3 separate regions of the Homo sapiens genome follow, and all the other regions are linked to region 2. The links are chromatin contacts, found by Hi-C in ENCODE. All regions are on one chromosome and are shown on one strand. The core of a region is the stretch at or near the end of the contact, and the rest is flanking DNA. Distances in the headings are between cores, read along the strand shown.

What was found. Hi-C counts contacts between places; a loop is a spot of excess contacts on that map. Pooled maps may share reads with other maps.
Region 1: a loop to region 2 is called in a pooled map, with 4 times the contacts of the local background. The contact joins two enhancer-like sites. A Hi-C loop is called at or near these places in 1 of 168 maps with a recorded cell type or tissue (MCF 10A), 2 of 37 single-sample maps with no recorded cell type and 7 of 50 pooled maps.
Region 3: a map of naive thymus-derived CD4-positive, alpha-beta T cell shows a loop between it and region 2 (10-fold over the local background). The contact joins two enhancer-like sites. A Hi-C loop is called at or near these places in 2 of 168 maps with a recorded cell type or tissue (MCF 10A and naive thymus-derived CD4-positive, alpha-beta T cell), 3 of 37 single-sample maps with no recorded cell type and 13 of 50 pooled maps.

What each region holds. Positions count from the first base shown.
Region 1 is chrX:44,263,564-44,266,447 of GRCh38, reverse strand. All of the region lies in intron 3 of EFHC2 (EF-hand domain containing 2), which reads left to right. Among named protein-coding and RNA genes, the nearest start is that of EFHC2, 79 kb to the left of the region's middle. Within about 2 kb of position 1,352, at least 2 of the 41 ENCODE cell types and tissues checked have a DNase peak (open chromatin) inside an H3K27ac peak, as active enhancers do.
Region 2 is chrX:45,069,205-45,072,369 of GRCh38, reverse strand. KDM6A (lysine demethylase 6A) reads right to left here. Exons shown (of 30, transcript NM_001291415.2): 18 at 2,013-2,791. Among named protein-coding and RNA genes, the nearest start is that of DIPK2B, 130 kb to the left of the region's middle. Within about 2 kb of position 1,794, at least 3 of the 41 ENCODE cell types and tissues checked have a DNase peak (open chromatin) inside an H3K27ac peak, as active enhancers do.
Region 3 is chrX:44,244,248-44,247,420 of GRCh38, reverse strand. The region is part of intron 7 of EFHC2 (EF-hand domain containing 2); the gene reads left to right. Among named protein-coding and RNA genes, the nearest start is that of EFHC2, 98 kb to the left of the region's middle. Within about 2 kb of position 1,505, at least 2 of the 41 ENCODE cell types and tissues checked have a DNase peak (open chromatin) inside an H3K27ac peak, as active enhancers do.

The sequences.
Region 1 (2,884 bases), core at 103-2,602, 810 kb after region 2:
GGAGAATTGCTTGAACCTGGGAGACGGAGGTTGCAGTGAGCCGAGATCACACCACTGCACTCCAGCCTGGGTGAAAAAAAATTAAAAAAATTTAAAAAAAAAAAGAATTCTTTGTTGTTTATCTGGAATTCAAATTTAACTGAGCAGCCTATATTTTAATTTGCTAAATCTGGTCACCCTAGAGGGTGGACACTGGGGAGAGAACCAGGTACTTGAGGGATTAGAGGAGGAAAAGCCAATATCCACTAGAGAATCTGGCATTTGAATGGTACCTCAAAAGTTTCTCTAGATAAAGATGGAAGAGAAAGGCAGAATAGTCAAAAGGAGCAACATGAGATAAAGTGGTGGGACAATAAATTGGGAAGTATTTGGGAGCAGATCATAGATTGAATAGGGAAAACAGGGCAAGAAGGTGGTCATGCAAGAGGACATTAAAGCATCTGTTATTTTGGTGCTTTTTCAATAGCTAAGGGGGAGATGCGTAGGGTTACTGTTTCTTATTGTGAGCAGAAATGTGGAATTTTTAACTTCTTATTCTTTTGCTGCAAGGTGAGTGCCCGGTTGTGTATATAAAAATAATTATTCTTGTGAAACCGAAACTCTAAAGGTGACATTTTAGAAAAATAAAAGTAAAAGTATACAAGTCATTTTAGTAGAGGAATATAGTAAGCACAAGAGGAAGAAAAGACACTCTGTTATGTGTGATTGTGGTTAAGCCTCTTAGTATTTTTAGGGCACAAACTTGTAGATGTGATGATAAGTGGCAATTGCAGTTATATCTTCATTTACCTAAGAAATATCTGCCTTTAGACTTGGATGTACTCTAGGCCTGCAGCATTACTAAAATGAAATTAACATACTTAAATTAAAATAGAGGTGACCCAGGTGCAGTGGCTCACGCCTGTAATCCCAGCACTTTGTGAGGCCGAGGCAAAAGGATTGCTTAAGTCCAGGAGTTCAAGACCAGCCTGGGCAACAAAGCAAGGCTGTCTCTACAAAAAATAAAAAGTTAGCCAGGCGTGGTGGCCATGCCCGTAATCTCAGCTACACGGGAGGTTGAGGTAGGGAGGATCGCTTGAGCCTGGGAGGTTGAGGCTGCATTGATCCATGATCATGCCACTGCACTGTAGCCTGGGCAATGATGTGAGACCCTGTCTCAAAAATAAATAAATAAATAAAAAATAAAATAGAGGTGAGAGTTTGGAGTCTTAATTCTGGAAGGTGAATTCCAGAAAAGTAAATTTAGTGGTATGAGCAAAGATCTAAGGCAAGTCTCAACTGAATAACATGAAAACACATGAAACATAAATGGATATATGGTCACTTTGATCTAAACCACAGGGAAATGTTAGAAAGTTAAAGCTTGAAGAGCATAGCCAGATAGCAGGGCTTTTACAAAGGAAGAGAAATGTAAAACATGAAGATGAGGAAAAGCTGGACATGTGTCCCAATAGTCTTTATTGGGCAGTTAAGATAAACTCCTGAAAATTTAAAGGGCAAATATGGTGCTTTAGTTGTTTTTCTGTTTTGTAACAATATCTTTATTTATCTACCTTGATGATTTCACCTGCTCTTCAATGTGGGTCAAGGACATGGTATCCTGCCCATTTCTTTGATATCCCAAAACAAATTCCTGCTGATGGAGTTTCTGCCATTTATCGTGGAAGACTAAAAACATAAAAATTCTGATAATTAGAAATTTTAATTCTCAAAGGACACAGTTGAGAAATCCTATGAATATGTTATTGAAAGCTCTCATGTGCAACTGTACATTTCAAATGGCCCACCTTGGTTTTCTGATTAATATGGAATTGTGACGTTAGATTTTTGGTTATCAAAACTTTACTGTTAGTGTTAGACCTGCCTTTTCTTTCTAACTCATGGGTGTTCAGGATTCTTTTTTGTCACCAAGAAGAGCTTCCCTGGCCTTTTCTGAGAAGCATCTAGTGAGAGAAGTGTAGCGGCTAAGAGAAGGAAGAGTTGGGGGGCTTGAGATCTGCAGGCTCCTGGGAGAGGCAAGTCAGCTGGTGGGGCAGGCCCTGCAGGGTGCATTGCCATAGCAGTGGGTGGGCATCTCTGGAAATTTCCCCTTCGAGGAGAGAGGCTGTTCTTTCGGAAGAGCAGCTTCATCTCTCTTTTCTTTTCATGGTGGCTGGTAGCTCTTTTATCCATTTCCATCCTGTTATGCCTATGGCTCTTCCTCCTCAAGTAATATGTAGCTGCAGTACAGTGAGATACAGCTCAGTGCAAACTATGGAAAGTAATGGTATTTAGTTAGAGTCTGAAAGCCCAACTTCAAGATCTTTTACTGCCATTTGTTAGGGCATGACCTTGGGCATGGCATTTAACCTCTCTGAGCTTTGGTTTTCTCATCCTTAAACTGAATATTCATATTTCATGTATTATCTGCCTTATAGAATTATTGAGGATTAAATGAGAAAATGTAAGTGAAAGTTTATCCTAGGGCTATGATGATGATTGTGATTAGTATTATTTAAAAGCCCAGTGGGTGGGCCAGTTTTTGCCACCTAGAAAAATATAGGACTCCTATTCAAAGTCTTATGGAACAAAAATCATCGCTAACTTGCTTATTTGAATTTCTATAATGAAGTAAAAATGCAAGATAGATGGAATTTTTGAAGAAGCTCCTGACTGTTGAATAATTCTTATATATTTTAAAAACTGTCACAATATAAGTATTTTTAAAGTAGTATATAATGGTTCCTGAAAATACCTGAAATGCCCATCCTTTTATACATGTTTAAGTATGCAATTTGTTCTAAATGTCTAATCTTGAATGATTAAATAATTTGCATACTGTTTTCAGTGCTATGAATTAAAGGCTAATTGAAGTATAATTTTTTCACAGTAAAATTGTATCATC
Region 2 (3,165 bases), core at 545-3,044:
CTATATGCTTTAGAAGAATTTCATTTAGAGATCATCCAATGTCCTCTTAAGTTACTGACCTTAAAAAATCTTGTAAGACAGTTAAGATTAATTACAGCAATCACCATGTTGTAGGTCACTAAGGAAAATGCTGCCAACAACGTGGACCCAATAAAGAAAAAAATAAAATATAAAAAAGGATGTAATTTCTGCCCTAGTCTATGTCAGAATAACAACTAAATAGTTAAAATTTGACAGGAAATAATGAAATAGAAACTAACAGAAATAGAAACTAATAGAAAATGAAACAAAGACCAGCTGGGCACAGTGGCTCACGCCTGTAATCCCAGCACTTTGGGAGGCAGAGGCAGGTGGAACACTTGAGGTTGGGAGTTCAAGACCAGCCTGACCAACATGGAGAAACCCCGTCTCTACTAAAAAATACAAAATTAGCCAGGTGTGGTGCTGCATGCCTGTAATCCCACCCAGCTACTTGGGAGGCTTGAGGCAGGAGAATCGCTTGAACCTGGGAGGCAGAGCGTGCGGTAAGTTGAAATCGCGCCATTGCACTCCAGCCTGGGCAACAAGAGCGAAACTGTCTTAAAAAAAGACAAGAAAAGACAAGAAAAGACAAGAAAAGACAAGAAAAGAAAAGAAAACACAGACCAAAAGGTATTTTTAACACTCAAACTCTTTAAAGAAAAATGACTATAGTGTAATTTATAGTAAAGTTCTAGTGTCACAATTAAAGCGATAAATTTAAATTAATTGAAATTTCTTCTCCATACTCCATTGCTCCTACCCCACATCCCTCCCAAGCAGCAAACTTATATATAAATAAAATTTAATTTCACCTCAATCATTCGTCAGTGACAAACATTTAACGGTAGACCCAGGATACCTTCTAATAAAATAATCTGAACAACAGAAAAGATAATCACACTTTTACATAACAATAAATAAGACATATAAGTACTAGCAACTGCAGGAAGAGGTTTATATGGCTATAAATAAGAATTGTTTTGAACTTTAAAATGTAAAAGCTATATTAAATGGTCAATGTAGCCAAACTAGAACTAATGTTTATAATTTCTATTTATAGAATGGTTATTTTCTATATATCATGACAATCTACAACCAAAAAAAGATCTTTTTAAAATCTACTATATGTCTGCTCAAACTTAACATTTAATGTATCAGAAAATATTACAGAATTATTTGTTTGTTCCAGTTATGTTAACTAAATTTCATTCAAGATTTAGTCACTTATAGAGGACAACAACTACAAGTAAATGAGAAAAATTATATATGTGTCATATACAATGAAAAGGCCAGTAAGAATCTATATGTCCTCCAAATATCAGAGAAAGATGATGCTGCCTGATCCTTTGATTCTTCTTTTGTGGGACAGAGGAGGTTCATTTCTTCATAAATTTCTGAGGCCCTGCCCTTCCTAGACTAGCAGAATATGTCTGGCTCCTTCCAGAATGGCTGACAGTCTGTCATGTCTCTCCACTGCCCATTGCCCCTGACCTCTTCCTTCCTCTTCTGCCTGCTTTATAACCTCTTCTAGATTCAAACAGTCCAGTTTTCTCAATTGTAAGCAAAGACTAGCCTTGATAAGTGATGGGGTCCATTCCTAGCCTAACATTTAATAGGCTCTGATAAAAAAAAAAAAAAAACCCATAGGGTTTTCCAGCCTTGCTGTATTTGGCCAAATATGATTTAACCCATTCTCTTGTTTAAATCCCCAGAGCGAAGTCAATCACACTGAAGCTGACAACCTAGTAACCAGTAGAGGGCAGTAACAGCACAATCAGACACACCCACTCAAAATAAGCAATTTACAGGAATACTTCTCACATCTGATTTGACTACAACATCTAAGCAAAATAAAGCTTCTGTCAAACTCTTAGATGAATGACTACACCATCTTTTGCTTACTTCCCATATCTTAAACGGTCCAAATTTCAGCATTCTGATCATGCCAGTAAGTCAAACATTTTCACTTTGATGAACTTTCCCACACTAACCTGCATGCCTTCAGAACTTCTGCTGAGCTGGGGTATATGGACACAGACATTGATGGTATGATCTGTGGACTAGGTTTGTGGTTAACCAGAAGCAGATCTGTTTTCATGGGGCTCTGAGATTCTTCCATCCCTTCTCCATTAATTGTGTGTAGCCCACTGTGAGGGCTGTTAAGGCTGGTAACACTGTTTGTGGTTGTCTGCTCAGTGGATTTTGGAGAAGGTGTTGCTGTTGAAATGGCTGAAGATGGTGAAGAGGCAACAGAGTTATCAGTCTTTGTATGAACAGCTGGGTGGATGTTATTGACTTTGTCACAGGTTCCAGTACCCACATTGTTATTGGCTTTTCCCATCAACAAGGCAGAGAGCTGAGGATTGTCTGAACTTAGTAAACCTGGTGACTTAGAATCTCCATGGCTAGGACTGCAAACAGCATCTGCCGTCATCTGATGGACATGATTAGGAAGTCCCTCGACACTGGCAGTGCTGTTAGGTGTCTCTCCAGTGTGCCTGCTTGTTTCAGGCACCGTCAATATGTTTCCTGAAGGCTTGCTCTCTTTGGTTAAGGTAATGCCTTGTTGTCCACCTGAGGTAGCAGTGTGAGAGGAGAGGTGATTGAGAGCAGCCCCCTGTGTTACTGAATTGCTAGGCAGGGTGGGATGTCCGTTCTGATTCTGAATACCAGAGCCAGCTGCCTGGAGATGCTGGGAAGGCCCAGTGGAAGAGAGAGGTCGTTCACCATTAGGACCTGCCGAATGTGAACTCTGACCTTTGTGAAGCCCCTAAAAAGAAAGAAAAATAGTTTAAATCTAATATTAAGCAAACTCAGAATATACAGAATTTAAAATATTAAAGAGAAAAGCCACTAAAAATAAATATCTAACTGTATAAGATAATTTGACCCAAGTCCTAAAGTTATCAAAAAGTACCTGCAACTTAGCTAATCAGTATTTAACATCTTTAGAGAAATTTTTCTTCCTTGCTATCTAAAATGACTCCATTATTAGTGTAGAATAAACTACTTCAGATGAAGCATTACAAATTTTAAGTTCCAATATACATATTTTCATCTCTAAAATCAGACATGGATAGACATATATCATCATTAATAATTAAAAGCTATGACCATGGATCAACATAAACCAACTCTCACTGG
Region 3 (3,173 bases), core at 256-2,755, 820 kb after region 2:
CCCCGAGGGGCAAGATGGAAGCCAAGTGCAACCGCAGCTTCTTGAAAGACAAGGTGCTTTGTCACTAGAATGAGATGAAGCCATGTTATGTGTCTTGTTGTCCGCATTGTGTAGTATTCCTGGCCTTCTGGGAATCTTTATATTGTGAGAGAAGGCACATCAAGTACACAAGGGGGTTAGAGTGAAAAAGGCTTACAGTTTTACTCTTAGGTTCATTAGGGGAATTTGTTGCACTGCATCTGCATGCCAGATTAGTCAAAATGTATGGGCCCTACTGGGGCCAAATTGGTGGCCTCTTTTTATTTTCTAAAATTAGTCCCCTTCAGTGGACACAGTTGGGCATATTTGCCTTGGGGACTGTGGACAAGAAGCAGCCAGGAATGTGCAGGTGGCAGCTGCTATAGAGAAGCTGCTGGTGGCCCCTAGACTGTGGGAAAAGAATTTGGCCTTTAATAAATGTAGATGCCTGTTTGGAATCCGTCTTTAGTGTAGAATGAAAATTTAAATGTATATATCAAGATGAGTCACCAAAAACCGTAACTTACACCTGATGATTACCTTAATATAAAGGATGTGGTGTTCCAAAGCATTATATGATTCCTTAAACATAAAGTCTAACTTTTGGTTGATGTTTGTCTGTCAGCTTGGTGAGAATATGAAAGTTGCATTTGGGAAAATGAATGTCCTACTGGTGGGACTTAGTATGTTGTTAGGGTCTTAACGGCTTCTCTAGAAAATTTTTTGAGGCAGTGTGAATTCCCTGGTGTGCTCCAAATCGAGCCATCCTGGGTAAATGTATCAGCTTCAAATGTCCTATGGTCCATTTCAGTCGAGTCCTTGTGCTAATTTCTTTCTGTTCACTTCTTTTGTTCACTCCGTGGACTAATTGTATTATGTAAAAAAAAAGTAGTCTGTGCCTCTAAAGCTAATATAACATGAGCATTATGCATTTAAACAGAAAATTATGCAAATGCAAAATTATGATGCATTTCATAGTCACACTGACTTTTTATATTTCTCATAACATATGTTAAAATATCCCATTTAACAGACACTATTATTACACAACATTTCTTGTGTTACAACAGTGTACTTAATGTAAGTAAAGACTAGAAATTATATCTATGATGAGGTGGAGGGGAGAATGAATCAGTGTTCTCTGATAATCTTTGCATTTGCTTTTCCTGATTTTTTGGTAAGGTTAAATTAATATCCTTAATGTTGCTTAGATACAGTTATTTCTGCCATTTTAATTTTATTTATAGTTCATCTGGTCTCAGCAATTTTTTAAATTGACCAAATTACATGCGTTATGTTTTGGTATCCTTAAAACCCAAACCAGGACAAAGTCCCATCAATCATTGTGGTTCTGTCAATAATTGTGGTCACATTTCCTCCTTTGTCAATAATTGTGTTCAGTAGAAAACCTGGGTATCTCCACTGTGCAGCACGCAGGAAGGATCTGACAAGCAGCAGCAACACAGCTAGGGGCGTCTCTAGCAGGAAGTCACGGGAGATTTCTAACGCAGTACGCCGCCTTGGTGCTTTAGTACCTTCTCCTGTGTAATGACACCCCAACATATTTTGGGGGAGAAAAAATGGCAGACAAAGAGAAGGAGTTGGCCACAGTCCCAAGAAAGGTACATGGATAACCTTTCTATTTATGTAGAAGTGGAGGGCTTGCTAAAATTCCAAGAGACATTTGAGCTCCTGTGTAAAACTCAATCTCTTAAGATGATTCCTTCATACATTTAAGGATTCTAAGGAGAAGGTGATTCCATAGATTTCTTCTCTTTAATAGTGCAGTGGGACCCCCTCCATCAGACAGTTTGGCCATCCTGCTGGCCCTGGCTTGCCTGCCAGGCTGTAGCATGTCACTCCCTCATTATTTTATGTGAATGAACACGGTCCGGCAGATGGAGGTCTGTTGATCTTTCCTATAGCATGAAGGTTGAAAAAGGCTCTAGGGGTTCCAGCAGGTGTTTCTTTCACTAAAAGGACAGGGATCAAATGTAAACTGTTCTTACGTAGGAATTTCTGCTTTAGGTTATTATTTGTCTATCAGTGGACTTTCTTATTTTTTCTTAGTGGCTGGGACAATGAAACTAGTAACAAGATTGTTCATTCTTGTTGCTGTTGAACACTTATTGGGCTATGCTTAGATTCAACAAAAATCTTAAAGCACCTTTAATTTTGTGGAGTCATTTCTGGCCATCTCTGAATTTTTAGGAACAGCAGGACATTTAAGATGAGTGTTTAATGATTATTTGAGTGAATTGGACACTTAAAATTGCACCAATAGGATAGAATTGGCTTCTGGTCTCATCACATGGCCCTGATGGACCTAACAATTTTGTTTCTTTTGCTTCCCCTATGAAATGAAGATGGTTGAGATGGGAGGATTCTTAAAGATTTTATAGCTCTAACATAATGTGATTCACGAATTTAGGTTTCATTGAAATCATTTGACATGGGTATTGAATACAAGCACAAGTGGATTTACCTTGAAGCTAATGAAGCGTAATCTTTAGAGGTCTTCCTTTCCAGGGGTCCCAATCCAAGGCCCTGGCCTAACTTTGTCTTAGTAATTTGACATTCTTTGCCTAGAAGAGCTTTGCCCAAATTATTTAAGCTTCCAGCCTCCCAAAACCTGTATTCATCTCTAGGCTACTAGAACATAAGCAGTGAACGTTGAGGTAACTGAAGGCTTTTCCCAGTAGTCTTTCCCACTGAGATGGTGAATAGAAAATCACCACGAAGAAGCATTAAGACTCCTTTGTAATATGTATCATCTGTCTGCCAATTTGTTGGAATCTAGTCAACCATGGATGGGCATTCAATATATATATGTTTTGACAAGTCACTTGGAATTAGAGGAATCAGATAATTAAAAGACATATCTGTCTCAGGATCTAGCAGAATGCCAACTTGAGACATTGGGGAAGATGCTTTGTACAAAAATGTATACTTTTTCATTTATTCAATGAATATTTTTGAACACCTAAAACACGCAGGATGCTGGGATGATGGAAAACCAAAGTGAGGAAACTTGTCATTCAGCTGTGAGTCCAGAGCTTTGTGAACGTATGCAAATTACCCAGATAAATGGGATTTAAAGTTGGATCTTGAGCCAGAGTTTCCAAAAAGATGTATGTGGTGGTATAAAAGTCAGG